2 separate regions of the Homo sapiens genome follow, and region 1 is linked to region 2. Evidence: chromatin contacts called from ENCODE Hi-C or POLR2A ChIA-PET data. All regions are on one chromosome and are shown on one strand. The core of a region is the stretch at or near the end of the contact, and the rest is flanking DNA. Distances in the headings are between cores, read along the strand shown. Region 1 overlaps FOXO6 (forkhead box O6). Region 2 overlaps SCMH1 (Scm polycomb group protein homolog 1).

What was found. Hi-C counts contacts between places; a loop is a spot of excess contacts on that map. ChIA-PET counts read pairs that join two places held with the same protein, here RNA polymerase II (POLR2A).
Region 1: a loop to region 2 is called in a map of ascending aorta, with 2.3 times the contacts of the local background. The contact joins two enhancer-like sites. A Hi-C loop is called at or near these places in 1 of 168 maps with a recorded cell type or tissue (ascending aorta). POLR2A ChIA-PET finds 5 or more read pairs at or near these places in 2 of 52 experiments (AG04450 and OCI-LY7).

What each region holds. Positions count from the first base shown.
Region 1 is chr1:41,381,646-41,387,633 of GRCh38, forward strand. FOXO6 (forkhead box O6) reads left to right here. Exons shown (of 3, transcript NM_001291281.3): 2 at 1-563; 3 at 565-1,945. The coding sequence ends at 1,036. Among named protein-coding and RNA genes, the nearest start is that of FOXO6-AS1, 9.0 kb to the left of the region's middle. RefSeq lists a silencer at 592-641 and an enhancer at 5,425-5,988. Within about 2 kb of position 1,251, at least 26 of the 41 ENCODE cell types and tissues checked have a DNase peak (open chromatin) inside an H3K27ac peak, as active enhancers do; they include ascending aorta, where a contact is called at or near this core.
Region 2 is chr1:41,149,263-41,155,701 of GRCh38, forward strand. It overlaps SCMH1 (Scm polycomb group protein homolog 1), which reads right to left. Exons shown (of 16, transcript NM_001394311.1): 5 at 2,352-2,422. Among named protein-coding and RNA genes, the nearest start is that of SCMH1, 90 kb to the right of the region's middle. Within about 2 kb of position 3,434, at least 5 of the 41 ENCODE cell types and tissues checked have a DNase peak (open chromatin) inside an H3K27ac peak, as active enhancers do; they include ascending aorta, where a contact is called at or near this core.

The DNA.
Region 1 (5,988 bases), core at 1-2,500, 230 kb after region 2:
ACCCGTTTCATCCGCGTGCAGAACGAGGGCACCGGCAAGAGTTCGTGGTGGATGCTGAACCCCGAGGGCGGAAAGACAGGGAAGACCCCGCGGCGCAGGGCCGTGTCCATGGACAACGGGGCCAAGTTCCTGCGCATCAAGGGCAAGGCGAGCAAGAAGAAGCAGCTGCAGGCGCCCGAGCGAAGCCCGGACGACAGCTCCCCGAGTGCGCCCGCCCCGGGGCCGGTGCCTGCCGCAGCCAAGTGGGCCGCCAGCCCCGCCTCGCACGCCAGCGACGACTACGAGGCTTGGGCCGACTTCCGCGGCGGCGGGAGACCCCTGCTCGGGGAGGCGGCCGAGCTGGAGGACGACGAGGCCCTGGAGGCCCTGGCGCCATCATCGCCGCTCATGTACCCAAGCCCCGCCAGCGCGCTGTCGCCGGCGCTGGGCTCGCGCTGTCCGGGTGAGCTGCCCCGCCTGGCCGAGCTGGGAGGCCCGCTGGGCCTGCACGGCGGCGGCGGCGCGGGGCTGCCCGAGGGCCTGCTGGACGGCGCGCAGGACGCGTACGGGCCGCGGGCCCGCGCCCAGGCCCGGCCCGGTGCTGGGTGCGCCGGGGGAGCTGGCGCTGGCGGGCGCAGCCGCCGCCTACCCCGGCAAAGGGGCGGCCCCGTACGCGCCGCCCGCGCCCTCGCGCAGTGCCTTAGCCCACCCCATCAGCCTTATGACGCTGCCCGGCGAGGCGGGCGCCGCGGGCCTGGCACCGCCGGGCCACGCCGCCGCCTTCGGGGGCCCGCCCGGCGGCCTCCTGCTGGACGCTCTGCCGGGGCCCTACGCTGCCGCCGCCGCCGGGCCGCTGGGCGCCGCGCCCGACCGCTTCCCGGCCGACCTGGACCTCGACATGTTCAGCGGGAGCCTCGAGTGCGACGTGGAGTCCATCATCCTCAACGACTTCATGGACAGCGACGAAATGGACTTCAACTTCGATTCGGCCCTGCCTCCGCCGCCGCCGGGCCTGGCCGGGGCCCCGCCCCCCAACCAGAGCTGGGTGCCGGGCTGAGGGCCGCCTCCCGCCTCCGGGCGCCCCGTCCCGTCCCCAGGGGGCCTCTGTCTTCCCATCCTGATTCCCGGGTCCCTGCCCCCGACTCTAGCTCCCCAGGAGGCGGCCCCAGCCCAGCTAGGGACCCCTCTCGGAGGCCGGCCGCCGGGGAAGGGGAGGGAGGGGCCGGGGCACCCCACTGCTCCTGCCCACACTCCTGAGATCCACCCCCTTCTCCTGGGCAGGAAGCCTGGGAGAGGAGGCTGAATTCCAGGCTGGCTGGGAGTAGGGAGGAGCGGGGTGGGCCGCCTGGTGTGGACGGTGGTCGGGGAAGCCAACTAGGAGATGGGCCAGGGAGCGTTTACAAATCTTCAGTTTCATTTGCGGAGGCCTAGCCGTGACCCCGCGCCCACCCCAAACACGGATCTGATTCCCACTTGACACACTTTCCCACTGGTCTTAGTCTCACCCACCCGAAGCCAGCAACCCTCTGCGGAAAACTCACACCTACCTATATCCATCCACCCTGAGCAGCCCTCCACCCCCAAATCGCCCTCCGACGACCGCCACCCCCACAGTTCAGTCTCCCCCTCCCATCCCTGCCGGCCCTCGCTTCTCCCCTCCCCCGTCGGAGTCAGTCCCTCTCTTCAACCGCCCCCACCCCCTAGTACTGGTCTCAGCTTCTGCAGCGGGCCTCAGCCCCGTCCACCCCCAACCCCGACGCCCCTTTCTCCGCGCCAGTTCTGGCCCTTCTCCCATATTTATAAGTGTCCGGCCGGGACGGGCGGTGGGCGCGGCGTCCCCGGCGCGTATCGTAGGCAGTGTACCGTGGCCGTGCCGTCAGAGTGTGCGTGTGCGTGTGTGCCGTGTCGAGGCTGTGTAGAGTGCATTGTACAGCATATTTTCATGAATAAAATTGTTTTAAATATTTCCCGCGCCTTGGGCTAGAGGAAGGGGAGTGGTGGCGGAGGATAATTGACAGGGAACTTGGGGCAGGGGGAGGGTTCATGTGCCTGAGTCACTATTGTGGCTTTTTGTCTGGGTACTCGTCAGCCTTTGCTAAACTAATGCTCCTCTGCCCGGCACATATTGGTTAAGCGCCTACTGAGTCCCCCGTGCTGAAGATGTGCTTCGTCGAGCTCTGCACCTGTTTCTGTGAACATGTGCATGCACGAAGTTTTGGCCCAGGAAAATGCGTCCTAAATAAGCCTCAGAGATTGGGAGAGGATGCACAAATATTTACTGAGAACCTTTAGTGCCAGGCTCTGTGTTGGGCACGATTTTTGTTCCCATTGTACAGATGAGAAAACAAGGTCAGAGAGAGAAAATGACTTGGGAAGGAGGGTAGAGATGGTGAAAAGAGATCCCTTTGAGGTGCACAGACTGCTGTTGGAATCCATTTTCTACAGTTTGCCAGCTGTGTGACCTCGGGCAAATTTTCAGCCTCTGAAGCCTTGTCTTCCTGGACTACACCATGGAATAGTAGCATCCATCTCATGAACTTCTGTCAGGCATGAGGAAAGGTATGGAAAGTGTTCAGCGCAGGTCCTGCACTCGTTCATTCCAGGAAGATTCGGTGAGCACCTGTTAAGTTCTTATACCAAGCATTGGGGCTGCCCTAGAGCCACACGGACACAGTCTCTACTCTTAAGGAACTTAGAGGCTCCTGGGGAGAACAGGCCAGCAAATAGGCGATTATAGATCAAAGCTGTGCTGATCGGAGGAGGAGCTGGGGGCTGTCGTGGGAATGAATGATGGGGCAGCACTCATCTTGGACTTGAGTCAGGGAAGGTGCCTGGACTGGTGCTGCCTCAGCTAAGCTTGGTAGGAGGAACTGGCATTGGGAAGGGGATTTAGATGAAATGGCATGTTCAAAGGCCCAGAGTCAAGAGGTGTGTGGATTCCAGAACCAAAAGCAGTTGAGTGTGGCTAAAGTTCAGAGAGGGACAGATTACTGATGGCAGGGAGGCTAATGGGCCAGAGGGTTCAACAGTGGAAGAGGGACAGTGTGGCCCAGCCAGAGGTGCTGATGTGGCTCAAACCAAGTTATGGGGGAGGACAGTGGGGCTGCAAGGGAAAGGATGAATTCACATCTACTTTGGATATGGAGTCATTGGGGACTTGGTTGTGGATTGGACCTGGGGGATGAAGGACAGGGAAGCATCAATTGATGCTTGGTTTTTGTTTGGGTATCTGGGGAGACAGGGCCATTCCTTGAGATGGGGCACACCAAAGCAGGAGGAGCCCTAGGGAAATTGATGTGCTCATTTGAGCTATAGTTCATGAGAATCTTTGGGATTTGGAGCAGAGGGAGGGATGTTCAGGAGCATACACACTGCGTGAAATGACATTCTCTGGCACTGGGCAACATAGTGGCCCTGAGGTGTCCACTTGCATAGTGGGGTCAGAGCCCAGAAGGTGTCTGGGCTGGAAAGGGAGGTCAAGAATCAGGAACACAGAAGGTGTCACTGAGGGGTTGGAAATGGCTTGGGAGGGGGAGGATTGCAGAGTTGGAAGAGCAGGAAGTCCAAGTCTGCTTTGATGAACATCTTGGCACAGGAGGGACCCACTGGCTGAGAGGAGAAGAGAAGGAAAACCAGGACCCCAGGGGATTGGGGACGGTGTCCTAGAAAGGAATACCCAATGTTCTTGCCTTCTGGAGCCTCACTTTCTCGGTCTGAAAGATGGGGCAGTAGCACCTGTTTCACACATTTGTTTTGAGGAGTAAATAAGATAGGAATTATTGTGTGAGGTCACACTATTGGCAAGGGCCAGAGCCCCTGAGTGTGTACCTCCAACACCCAGGCTCTCGTGCAGCCCCCACTGCCTCTGATGAGGTGGCTGAGAGCAGAGGAGCAGAGGAACTCAGAGCCAGTAGAATCCGCACAGATTCTGGGCTCTGAGTTGGGGCTGAGACCCAACCTGGTATGGCGGGTGTCCCTGCCAAGTGGGGAGCACATAGAGGCTGATGGCCCCTCCCCTGGGACAGATGCCCCAGCCCCACCCTACAGCCAGCCTCTGAGACAGCCCAGCTGGGTGTGGGCTCCATATGGGCTGCAGAACTGCCCCCACCCTAGGCTGACGGAGGGTGGGCCGCTGGTGTGTGTGCGCAGGGCTGTGTGTTTCCATGTAGTCCCATATGTGTCTGTCTGTGTGGGCCTGTGTGTGTGTGTCTGTGTGTGTGTTAGGGGTTAGTGAGTGTGCTGGGCAGGTGGGGTGGTGCTTGAGGTTCTCCCTGCCGAGTGTGCACATGGCTGGGCGTGTGTGTGTGTGTGCGTGTGTGTGTGGTGGGAATGACAGTGGATCTGCCTCCAAGTGTGCCCACACAAGTGCCGGGGCTGTGCAGTCCATGCCTGTGTGAGGTGCTGTCTCTGTCCCCACATGTGCCATGCACACCCTCCTCTCTGGGCTTGCCTGCCTGTCTTGGCACAAAGCTCTCTCCGGGAGCACCAGCACTGGTGTTCCCCTGCCAGGAGTGTCTTCTGGGCTGCTCTGCTGTCTGTCGGAGGGGAGGGGAGCAGAGGGACACTCCAGACCCTGGGATCCAGCCCAGCTTATGAGCAGGGAGGAGTGGGACCACCTCAGAGCTCTGACCGAGCTCTGCCTGGCTCAGGCCAGGGATCATTCCAGACACAGCTTCTGTCCTGCTGGGTCTCATCAGGAGAAAGGGGGCAACACCCCTGTGGCTGGGGGGCTGCAACTGGCTCTTCCCCATCAGCTTTGGAGCCCAGCAGACGCGCTCCCCTCTATGCCCACTCCCTGGGAGGCGTCTGACACATGATTTATTCATAAAAAGCCATTATTTGTGCCAAAGAAGAACTGAGCCGCTGGCTTTTTAAGTGCTGATAATGCTTTCAGCCTCCCTGCCTCTCCTCCTCTCCCTTCCCCTCCCGTCTTCTCTCTTCTCTCTCACCTCCTTCCTATCCTTTCTCCTCCTCCCCTTTCTTCCCCTTCCCCTCCGTTCTTTCCCTTGATATTCCTTGATTGTTCTCCCCACACCTCCTCTCCTATTTCTTTATAGACCTCCCCTCTCACGCCACTCAGCTCCTTCTCTCTACAGTGAGGCTGGGTCAGGGAGGCTCAGAATCAATTGTCCCAAACTGGGTAAGGCCTGCACTAGCCTGGAGCCCCAAGGACCCCACCCCTCCACCTCATCCTTCACCTCCAAAGGACCAGAGGAAGGTTGGGAGGAGGGGGGCCAGGCTGAGAAAAGTGGCGGGGTGAGGGGGGTCTTTGGAGGCTGTCCTGACCAGCTCCCCCTATGCTAAAGGGTGTGATTTCAGCACTCTTATTAGCACCAGTACCCCAGACTCCCAAGTAAACATTCAGTCTTGGTAAAAACAATGCACTTGCTATACAGGTTCAAGGTAAGCCCCTTAGAATGCCTTTCTCCCCTAAAGAATGCCCCCATATAGAAATTCTGGAGTCACCATTATTGAGGTGGTGCCAGGAGAGGATGGCATCAAGGGAGGCACTTGGGCCCCATGACAGAGCATCCCCTGTTCTCAGAGAGGAGGCAGCAGAATGAGTGTGTTCACAGAGCTTGAACATGGACCCAGGAAAGGTTCTTAGAAGCAGACACCATAGACCTACATGTGTGTGGCTTCGAACGTGCACATGCACACACAGACCAGCATGTGCATAGCTGCATACTTGCTCAGGCAGATGCAGAGCCATTCCTCACCCCTTTCCAAAGCTTTCCTCCCCTGAGCACCTGCAGCAGGGGCTGGAACATTTTCCCCATTCAGACACTTGCTCATTCATTCATCCATTCATTCATTCACTCCATGAACTTTGGTTTTATGCCCCCTCTGTGCCAGCCTTTGTGCTGGGCACTGGGGAGGCAGAAATAAACATTATTGGGCCCTAGAGAGGGGGACTGGAGCAGAGAGGGCACTACAGGCCCTCCCCTGCAGCCTTGGGCTGGGGGTTGGGGGCCCAGCAGGTGAGGGGTTAAGTCATTTGGCATCCAG
Region 2 (6,439 bases), core at 2,184-4,683:
TTTCTATTGTTATGTTTTCAAGTTTACTAATTTCTTCTGGCATTAATCCAATCTAGTGTATTTTTCATTTCCCACATAGTAGCCCAGTGAGTCTTTTTAATATCTTCCATGTCTCTGCTTAATATCTGAATATAACAAATATATTAAAATAATTATTTTAATGTGTTTGTCTGCTATTCTATGATCTGTATAGAGTCTGAGTCAGTTTCAATCAATTATTCTCTAGATTATTGGTTGCATTTTCCTGCCTCTTTGCATGCCTGGTAGTCTTTGATTGAAAGTTAGATCTGGTGAATTTTACCTGATGGGTACTGGATATTCTTGCATTCCTATAAATCTTCTTGGGCTTTGTTCCTCGATGCAGTTAAGTTATTTGTGAAGTAGTTTGATCTTCTTGAGTTTTACCTTTATGATTTGTCAGGCCGGACTGAAGCAATACTCAGGCTAAGGTTAATTATTTTCCAATATGAGCAACACCTTCCTGAGTATCATACCCAGTGCCCAATCAATTATGAGATGTTCTAGTCTAGCTGGTGAGATCAGGAACTATTCTCAGCCCTGTGTGAGTGCCAGGTTCTATTCCTTTGAATCCTTTCAGATAGTTTTTTCCTTTGGCCTTAGGTAGTTTTCTCATATGCATTTATAAAATGGTAGTCTTTTCCTGGACCCTCTGAAGATCACTGTGGTTTTCTTTGTGTGCAGCTTTCTCCTCCTGACACTCTGTCCTAAAAATTCTAGCCACCTTGGTTTCTCTGGACTCACATTTTTTTTTTCTTCCATTTCCTCCAATTAGGGAGTCTGCTGGGCTCAACATGAGTTCCCTTTCCCTGGGCCATGGTCTGGAAACTGTTAAGACAGTAAGCTAGAAAATCATAGAGGTAGCTCAACTCATTTGTTTTCTCTCTCTCAGAGATCACTGTTTGGCTGCTTGATTTTTAGTGACTTAAAAACCATTGTTGGCTAGGCCCGGTGGCTCACACCTGTAATCCCACCACTTTGGGAGGCCAAGGTGGGTGGATCACCTGAAATCAGGAGCTGGAGACCAGCCTGGCCAACATAATGAGACCCTGTCTCTACTAAAAGTACAAAAATTAGCCAGGCATGTTGGTGTGCACCTGTAGTCCCAGCTACTCGGGAGGCTGAGGCAGGAGAATCACCTGAAGCCGGGAGGCAGAAGTTGCAGTGAGCCAAGATCAAGACACCGCACTCCAGCCTGGGTGACAGAGCGAGACTCTGTCTCAAAACAAAACAAAACAAAACAAACCATTATTAACATATGTTGTCTTTTTAAATAAATTGTTTCAGGTGGAAGTATAAATTCAGTCCCTTTTATTTCAAATGAGCAGAAGTCCTGAACTTGTATTTCTACTTAGAAAACAGACAAAATTCTATGGCCGGGCACGGTGGCTCATGCTTGTAATCCCAGCACTTTGGGAGGCCGAGGCGGGCAGATCATGAGGTCAGGAGATCGAGACCATCCTGGCTAACACGGTGAAACCCCGTCTCTATTAAAAATACAAAAAAATTAGCCGGGCATGGTGGCAGGTGCCTGTAGTCCCAGCTACTCGGGAGGCTGAGGCAGGAGAATGGTATGTACCCAGGAGGCGGAGCTTGCATTAAGCCGAGATTGCGCCACTGCACTCCAGTCTGGGCGACAGAGTGAGACACCATCTCAAAAAAAAAAAAAAAAAAAAAGAAAACAGACAAAATTCAAACTCAACCTGAAATGTTGACAGTTTGAGGAAATAACCCTTGAGTACTAAAGGAAAGGATTGTAGGTAACTTCCTGACGTTTAACTTTGTTTAGCACCAAACACTTCTTTGCTTATCAGCCATATCAAACACTGACACAGTCAATACCATCTGTGCATTGTCTGGGTTACTTAATCCTTCTGGGAAACTCTGGATGACCTCTGATGAGCTCCTGAGATGCTTCACAGTGGGACTCAGTGTCAACATTCTTGTAGAAAGATAAGATTGTGACAGGAGTGCTGAGTACAGAGAAAGAAATACTGCTCCATTTTCAACAATGTCTATGGACTATAACTCTCTTTCCTGTCCGAATTAAGAGCTCTAGTAAAAATTAGCAGTTGTTTTCAGTAACACAGAATATCCTCAAGGAGGTAAAGAAGGAGGCAAGGGTGTTACTTGGGATGAAGGTGGAAAGAATGTCTGCTGCCAAAACTCACAGTGACCAAATTTTACTTCTTGAGCTGTGTTCTTCCCATAGAAGTTTATTCTGGGGCCCTCAGGTAAGAAGCCCAAGGGCTTCCACCTCCTGTTTTGATTGTCTAAAAACCATAAAAAAATGACTTATCTTCCACCTACTAAAGATGTTGAAAATCAATTACCTGCTTGAAGCAATGGACAGGCGCTGGGACTGAACATGTTTCTTTTAGGTATTTGTCCCAGGTAAAATGACCTGTAAAGGAAATAGAAATCTATATCACAGTCAACTTCCTAAAAAAAATGTTTTCAGGGTATAATCTACACTAAACAGTAAGCTATTTGTAGACTGGTTTTGAGCATAAAAAATATAATTTTTTTCCTGTTTGAGCTCAAAGGAGTATTAAGGGGAAGAATCTAAGTGACCTGAGCGGATGTTTTAGATTCACGTTTTAAAATAATGGTCTAAAGATGGCTTAGGGTGTTATTTATGTTCATTCCTAAAGTGATCCAAAATGCCAAAGCAAGATATACTAGTACTTCAAAGAAGTGACCAGGAAGCTAATGGAAAACAGAATAGAAGAGGCAGAAAGTGGGTGGGGAGATTCCTTTTGAACAATCTGACTCTTGGAAAGGTCCCTCACCGCTGTCAAGTGGCAGCTTTTAACACCCAATATGGTTGGATTCCAGCATCTCAGCTCAGGAAGAATGAAGAAAAGGCTGTCTAGAGACAAGGGGCGAGATGATTTGAGGGGAGGGGAAGCCAGATGAGTGAGATTATAGTTGAATCCTCACTCTAAAAACTGGCTCTCTCTCACCTACCCCCGCTGCACCCCCATCCTAGCCACCGCTGTGTTGCTCTGGGGTGCAAAGTGACAAAGAACTGTTAATTTAGAGCAAAGTAGGACCTGGGAAGCATGTCTGATGATAGTAAATAAGAACAAGCTGGGGAGTCTGTAGAATCTTTTAGCCTCTTGAACTGGCCTTACAGCCTCTAAAAGTTTGAAGAACACTGTCCTAGATAAACAATCTTCAAGGTGACACTGTGCTGGGGGAAGGGAAAACATCTTAAGGCAGGAACATTTGATACAGACCTCATTGGATCACTAAAGATTATCAAGTTCTTTATTTAAAGGTTAAACCAATTACCAGTCTCCCCCTAATACCCACCTAGAGGTGACCCCATGATGGAGCAGGGAAGGTCCCAGAGAATCTCACAAGCTAAAACACTGTAGCAAACCAGCATTTCTTGAAGTTTCCTCTGTAGTGGAGCAGCACAGAGCCCCTTTGGGCCATGCAAAAAGCACTAGATGCTGGGAATAAAAATGAGTCACTGAATGAAGAAATCTAAATCACTCCAAAGATGATGCCAAGACTTTACACTCTATTTATTTTATAGCTTCTGTTTTATAACTGGTTCCTTTCCCACTACCCTTAACTAAGCCAAATAGATTTGGCCAGAAATCACAGTCAGTTCTGAACTATTTCATGAACTAGCTGATGATTAATCAACATGACTAGACAGTTAGTCCATAGGGCAAATGAGATGACTATTTTCTGAAGTCAAGGTTTAAAGGCGTTATCAGAATTTAATGAAGAGTTTGCTTCTAGTTGACAGGGCCCTAAAGCAAGGACTGAATACATTTCATCATTGTTTGCTGTTAGAAAAATAAAACATTACAATTTATTATTCCATCCTTACAAATGAAAGATTAAATCAAATAGTAAGTTTTGGATTTCCCTGGATTGAGAATCTTCAACTCTGGCATCTAGAGCAGCACTGTCCAATAAAACTTTCTGTGCTGACTAAAATGTTCTGTATCTGTGCTAGCCAATAAGGTAGCCACTAGCCACATAACTATTGGATACTTGAAATGTGGGTACGTAAGAAACTAAATTTTTTAAATTTTAATTAACTTAAATTTAAATCCCCACACATAGCTAATAGTTACTGTATTAGGAAGCACAGATCAAGAGTTTTGGTCAGTCCTGGGTAACTGCTTATATTAGCTTAAGTTCTGACTAAAAGCACCAAAGAGACTTTGGTCTTAAGAATAATGGCAGCATCAGGGGTACCACAACAATTAGGGTATTAATTACAGTTCTCCATTATACATATCAACCATGGTAATCAATCCCTATTCTGTAATGTACACAGGCTAGAAACCTCAGCCCTTTTACCACTTAGGAAACACTCTATCACTAACTGGATGAAAAGGAACCTCTGTTTAAAGTAGTTCACCCACTGTGATGGCTGACTGGCTTGAACCATACCTAGATGGTATTTTCCTTTTATTTGACTTCTTGGGCTACCTAAGGCTTAGTTCCTTATTATCAGGTGAATTGCAAAATAAGATAATTTTTATGACTTAGTAAGAATGTTTGGACACCTATTGTAATGCCCATGATGAAGCCAGACATAATATTCTGCCATATCTCCAAGCACTAAAGTAACCACAAAAGAAATAGGACAGGCACCAAGGTATAGATCCAGAGTTAGCAAGTCTTCTGTTAAGGACAATATAATAAAAATTTTATGCTTTCTAGGCCATACAGTCTATGTCATAGCTACTCAGCTCCACCACTCCAGTGTGAAAGCAGCCACAGACAGTATGTGTGCCTAAATTAGCATGGCTGTTCCACTCAAACTTTATTTACACAAACAGGCAGAGGGCTGGATTTGACCTCCCAATAGTAGTTTGCCAGACCTCTGGTATAAATCATTGACTCTCAAGTGATACTTATAGTCTCATTTCTTTAAACAAAGTTCTGGGCCTCACCTTCAGAAGTTCTTATTCAGTAGGCTCCAAGTGTGGCCTGAGAATATGTATTTTCCAAGGCTCCCTAGGTAATTTGGATTAACATCTGTGACTAAGAACTACTACTGGTGTAGTTTAAATAATGTAATATTGGGAGTCTGAAGATGTTGGTAAAAGTCTTGTTTCTACAGCTAACTATCTTGGGTAAATTACTTAATCCTTCCAAGCCTAAGTTTACTCATGTGAAAGATGAAGACAATATCTGTCTTACAAGATTGTATATAGATTCTTCATTCAATAAATATTTAAACTTCTCCAAGTACAAAGAACTGTGTTAAATGTTAGGGGAACAAGGTAAGACATGATTTCTCAATTCATGGAGCTTTCAGTCTAGAGATAAACAGAGACATTAATAAACATAACACAAATAATCTGTTATGATAATGATAAAGTTTACGAGGTAGTACAGGTTGTCTTGAGATTGCAGAACATGAAAATCTCATTCATCCTTGGGCTCAGAGATTATTACGAAGATTAATATTATTAACTAACATAGGTATAATGTTTTATAATTTAAACATATATAATGTGAGTGTTTTCAATTATTCCAACATTATAATTCAAAATATTCAAACAGTATAATTTGAATGTTTTCAATTATTCATTCAACAGATACTTATTAACTATCCTCTATGTGCCAGGCAATATGACAGGGGTCCCTGCCCTCATTTACATGCTGGTATATGATGAGACACAACTAACACATAAACAATAAATAAACAAGGCAGTAAGTGAAAAGAACTTGAAGGGAATAAAATGAGGTGATGTGATAGAGACTGGGAGCTATCTTAGTAAAGTCATGGACAGATACTCTTCAGAGGAAATGTCTAAGCTAAGACTTTACAGATGAGAAAAAGCCATCTCATTTAGTAAATAATGCTTATAAAAGTGTTTTTATAAACTCTGATGCATACCACGTGATAGTTACATTTATTATTAAAAAAGAAAAAAAGGTACCTGCCCTGAAGAGACTTAAAAATGGCATTAAAGTACCTTGGCCCATAAAATATGGGCATAAGAGGTCACCTAGTTAAATGCATGAATCACCTTCTCTAATATTCATTCATTCAGCAAATATTTACTAAATACCTAGTATATGTTAAGCCTGGTTCTAGGCACTGGTGATATATAGCAAAATACAATACAGCCAAAGTTTGCCCACATGGAGCTTACAACAAACAAACAAACAATGTTTTGCTCCACATGGAGCAAAAACAAACAAACAAACAAACAAACAATATTTTGCTCCACATGGAGCAAAAACAAACAAACAAACAAACAAACAAATACGTCAGCTGGTCCAGAGGGTAACAGAGACACCAGATTAATTATACAATTCCTGGCTATTTTGAAATTTAAAAAAATAAAAGTAAGAGGTAAAGAAGGTGTGCTATTTTAGCCAGGGCAGTCAAAAAAGACATCTTGATAAGGTGATACAAAAGTTGACATTTGGG